2 separate regions of the Homo sapiens genome follow, and region 1 is linked to region 2. The links are chromatin loops, found by intact Hi-C in ENCODE. Cell type or tissue: heart right ventricle. All regions are shown on one strand.

What was found. Hi-C counts contacts between places; a loop is a spot of excess contacts. Peaks named below come from ENCODE experiments on the same cell type or tissue, not always from the same donor. Only the 100,000 strongest peaks of a DNase experiment are listed, where the experiment ranks them.
Region 1: a loop joins it to region 2, with 2.0 times the contacts of the local background. A loop is called at or near these places in 34 of 110 quality-filtered maps.

What each region holds. Positions count from the first base shown.
Region 1 is chr7:158,863,050-158,865,549 of GRCh38, reverse strand. All of the region lies in intron 1 of DYNC2I1 (dynein 2 intermediate chain 1), which reads right to left. Among named protein-coding and RNA genes, the nearest start is that of DYNC2I1, 7.7 kb to the right of the region's middle. In heart right ventricle, no CTCF peak of the experiment used is centred here; a DNase peak (open chromatin) is centred at 1,509; H3K4me3 peaks cover 1,942 bases; H3K27ac peaks cover 2,500 bases.
Region 2 is chr7:158,694,740-158,697,239 of GRCh38, reverse strand. The region is part of intron 2 of NCAPG2 (non-SMC condensin II complex subunit G2); the gene reads left to right. Among named protein-coding and RNA genes, the nearest start is that of NCAPG2, 8.8 kb to the left of the region's middle. In heart right ventricle, a CTCF peak has its summit at 985 (motif pointing left); a DNase peak (open chromatin) is centred at 949; H3K4me3 peaks cover 284 bases; H3K27ac peaks cover 898 bases.

The sequences.
Region 1 (2,500 bases), 170 kb before region 2:
TGCAAGCACCTGTCCTGGGCCAGCATCCTTCATGCACATGGCAAGCAAACAGGAGATGAGCGGCTGCCCAGCACCAGCTCCCCAGGGCCTCTGTCCCTCGATTTATGCTCGATTTACATCAACTAAATCATCTAGAACCTTTTCATAACAAAATTCTATTGAGAACTGTACAGTAAGAACCCTGAACAATGTTTACATCCCTTTGATTTGCCTCCCGAATAAAACAGATGAAACTGATTTAACTCCCCTTCCCCTCAATGCAGGGCTTCAAGGGAATTCTTTTCCCCACTCTCATCTCATCCTGAAATCCAAGGAGAAGTAAACCTGGGCTGAAATCACTTCCAAGGTGGTATCACCTCCAAGGTGCACCATCAGAGGTGGTGAAGCCAAAACCTCACTTCAGGGAGGACACTCACAGCCCAGATGGAAAGCAAACCCCACCCCTGTGCCATCTTGTCCGACCCCCACTACGAGTGGGTGTGAGGGCTTCCGCGCTCTGTAAGCCAAACAGCAGAAGCCCCTGGACCTGACGCTCATTGTTCCTGCCACATAACCTCCGACAGCTGGGCAGACTCCAGCGAGAAGGTGCCACTGGCATCTGCAGCCACCTGTGGGCAGTGGGCTTCTCCCCTTGCTTTCTAACCCAGCCTCCTCTTTTAGAAAACACTCATCAGAGGTTAAAGTTAAATACTGATTTGAACTAGTTAATTGAACATTAAGAAATGTTTAAAAGAAGTTATTTTGAGCCAGGCATGGTGGCTCACACCTGTAATCCTAACACTTTGCTAGGCTGAGGTAGGAAGATTACTTGAGCCCAGGAGTTCAAGACCAGCCAGGGCAACACAGCAAGACCCCATCTCCATCAAAAAAAAAAATCAGCCAAGCATGGTGATTCAACCGCAGTCCCAGCTACTCAGGAGGCTAAGACAGGAGGCTCACTTGAGCCCAGGAGGTCGAGGCTGCAGTGAGCTGTGATAACTGCCACTGCACTCCAGCCCAGGCAACACAGCGAAACCCCATCTCTATTAAAAAATAAACAGAGGAAAGCGTCACCAGATACTACTATTTCTGCTTATAACATGTTTCTAAATCCACTCTTCCTTCCAGGGACACTGCCATAAATCCATTCTGGACCTTCAGGATGACCACTAGCTCTGTGCAAAGCAGCAAAGGCACTCTCCAGCCTGAGTCCCCACATGACAGAGACACCGCGGCCCAACCCTGTGACATTCATCTACATGGACCCAGTGGTATAGCGCTGACGTCCACATCGTCATCCTGTTCCCTGCATGACACTGAGAAAGAAAAGAAACTAATCTGAGGAATGTGAGCTCCTTTAAATGTTTAGGCCCAGAGCCACTGAAATGTGACAGTGGTCACGTCTCATTCCCCGCCACACCCAGAGCTAAGAACGTCTGCTCCCCCCCCCACACCCGGAGCTAAGGACGTCCCTCTCCCCCCACACCACACACACACACCGGGAGCTAAGGACTTCCCGCTCCCCACCCCGCCACACCCAGAGCTAAGGACGTCCCGCTCTCCCCCACATCCGCAGCTAAGGACGTCCTGCTCCCCGCAACACCAGGAGCTAAGGACGTCCCGCTCCCCACCCCCACACACGGAGCTAAGGACGTCCCGCTCCCCACCCCCACACACGGAGCTAAGGACGTCCCGCTCCCCCCTCCAACACCCTCCAACACCCGGAGCTAAGGACGTCCGGCTCCCCACCAAACACCCAGAGCTAAGGACGTCCCGCTCCCCCCCGCCCCCACACCGGGAGCTAAGGACGTCCCCCTTCCCCCCACACACCCGGAGCTAAGGACGTCCCGCTCACCGCCCCCCCCACACACACCAGGAGCTAAGGACGTCCCGCTCTCCCCACACCCCCCCCCAGCTAAGGACGTCCCGCTCACCGCCCCCCCCAAACACACCCGGAGCTAAGGACGTCCGGCTCACCGCCCCCCTCACACACACCTGGAGCTAAGGAAGTCCCGCTCCTCCCACACCCAGAGCTAAGTAAGCAGCCTGCTTTATGACCTCTTGACTCAGCATCACCACCAACAGCCATATTATTATTATTTAAAGAGTCTCATTCTGTCACCCAGGCTAGAGTTCAGTGGTGCCCAGAGGTGAAGCCTCCTGGGCTTCTGGGTGGGTGGGGACTTGGAGAACTTTTCTGTCCAGCTAAAGGACTGTAAACACACCAATCAGGACTCTGTCTTGCTGAAGGTTTGTAAACGCACCAATCAGCACTCTGTAAAAACGGACCAATCAGCGCTCTGCGTCTAGCTAAAGGTTTGTAAACGCACCAATCGGCACTCTGTAAAAATGCACTAATCAGCACTCTGTGTCTAGCTAAAGGTTTGTAAACGCACCACGATGTGGGCAGGGCCAAATAAGGGAATAAAAGCTGGCCCCCCTCCCCCCACCCCCAGCCAGCAGTGGCAACCTGCTTGGGTCCCCTTCCACACTGTGGAAGCTTTGTGCTTTGTTCTTCACA
Region 2 (2,500 bases):
ATCATCAGTATCACTGTCTTCCACCTTAACATCTTGTCCCAGTGGAAGGTCTTCAGGGGCAATAACAGACATGCAGCTGTCATCTCATCTCCTATGATAACATTGCCTTCAGGAATTTCTCTTGAAGCACCTGCCTAAGGCTAGTTTACAATTAACTTAAAAAAATGTAGAAGGAATATACTCTAAAACAATGATAAAAAGTAGGTTTGTTTACACCAACATTACCACAAATGTGATTAATCTGTTACACTATGATGTTTTGACAGCCATGACATCACTAGGTGATAGGAATTTTTCAGCTCCATTATAATCTTATGGGACCACTCTCATATATGTGGTTTGTCATTGACTGAAATATCACTATGCATTGCCTGACTATATTTGATCAGAGATCCAAATGGGCCATGCAGAGATTTGGGAAAAGAAGATTCTAGACAAAAGGAATGGGAAAGGCCGAGCCCCTGAGGCAGGGCACATTTGGGAAGCTAAGGGTGTGGACTTAGGAGGAGGAGGGTGGCAGGGTTAGGGTGGAGAAGTAATTTCTTTCCTGTTGAAATAACTGCTAAGTTAAAAGAAAAGTTGCAAGAGGAATTCAAAGGAATCCTGAATACCCTACGTCCAGGTTTGCCAGTTTTTACCACTTGCCACATTTTCTTTATCATCCTTTGTATTTACATTTTTTTGAATCACTTGAGTCAGTTGTAGGCATTGTGCCTCTTTATCTCTAAACATTTCAGTTCGTATTTTTCTAAAAGATATTCTGTTATATAATCACATTAAAATCCTCAAAATCAGGAAATTTAACATTGTGGATAATCCTGTTAAATAACCCTCTGCAGCCTATGTCCTCTCCTCTTGAATCTGGATTGGGCTTGTGCCTGCTTTGACGGACGGAATATTGAGGAAGTGGCCTTCAGAAAGTTTGGCAGCTTCTACTTCCTCTCGGAGCCCGTGGTTGTCATGTAAGAAGTGCAGGATCACCCTCTGCTGGAGAGAGAGACCACACACAAAGGCTGGAGGATGAGACTGCAGAGGGAGACCTCATTAGTGGGCACCAAAGTGCCAGACATCCAACACCCAGCTGCCACCTTAAGCACAGGCATGTGTCCCCAAGAGTGAGCATCTGATTCATGAGATACAGTAAAATTGTTGCTTTATGCTACCAAGTTTTTTGCTACGCAACAAGACTTCCCCTGCTTCATACACATTGTGCCAGTCACAAGAGGATACCTCCCTCTGGGCATATAGACTACAAAAAGGCACCTTGCTGGGGCACAGGTGGCCAGGGCACTCACACAGGGAGGAGAGGCCCTGCAGGATGTCCACCCCACCGGCCCCTCATCCTGGTGCGCTCTGTACAGCACAGGGCTGCACAGCTTCTGCATCCGGGGGCTGGAGGTGGTTGTGGAAGGATGCCCACAGGCAGCTCGCTAGTCTGCACGTGTTCTTTCTAACTGCTGGGCTTTTGTGTTGCCCTGCCTTTGCCCAGTGTCCTATGGCCCTAGAGGCCTGGGCCGTCACTGCTAATGTCGTGGCAATGCCAGGCAATGACCACCCCAAGGCCATGCTGGGGAGAGGTAGAACATTTTGATATTTGAACAGCTTTTGTCCCCCATCCTTTCCTTGCCCTTCCAGCCAGCTCTTCAGTGCCCTAGGCAACAGCCACTCATTTCTCACATCCCCAGCTCCAAACAGCCTTCAGTGAAGCTGGGTGTGTGTCTCATTTTGTTGCTATAGTTTGTTACTGGAACCTCTCTCACTCTCATTTCTTCAGGGTTGATTTTTCAGGAAGGAGTTAGCAGCCCATCCTAGTTTGTCACATAGGTGGATGGGCAGCTATTTCTTTTCCTTCAGGCTATATCCTTCAGCATACACCTCTAATAGATTTTAACAATCTGTAGGTTGTTATTCTTGCCCCTAGACTGTGAACTTACTCAGGGCAGGGTGGGTCCTGATTCGTTTCTGTGCCCTAACCATCAGTCAACTAGTATTTCCTGATGTAAGCGTCATGAATCAGCCCAGTCATTTCTCTGGTCACCTTCAGTCACCAGAGTTTGCCCTGAATAGAACCTCTTGATCTTTGAACACAGTAGCTGTGGTCCATCACCCAGATGAATGACCCCAGCACCAAAACTGTCCATTGATATACTGGAAAATTACCATTAATGGACTTAAGCGGGCCATTAACTTATTTTTTCTGCATAATTGAGGCGTAAAGAATTATTCAATTGTTCATGATTGAATGTCGGGTCTATAGGTAGATCAAGATACTGTCTAAGGTCAAACATTTGAGAGCTGGTCTGTGTTTGCATGTGATTGACAGGCAAAGGCTTAAGGAAAATGGAGAGGAGAATTGAAGGGGAGGAGGGTCAAGGAAACGAGGAAAGAGAGTAGATAGAAGTGAACAAGCGGAGGTGGAAAAAGCTAGATGAAAAATGAAGGAGCGCTAAGAAGAGGAGAAAACAAACACCAGGGCAGGAGAGGAGCTAGGAGAGCAGGA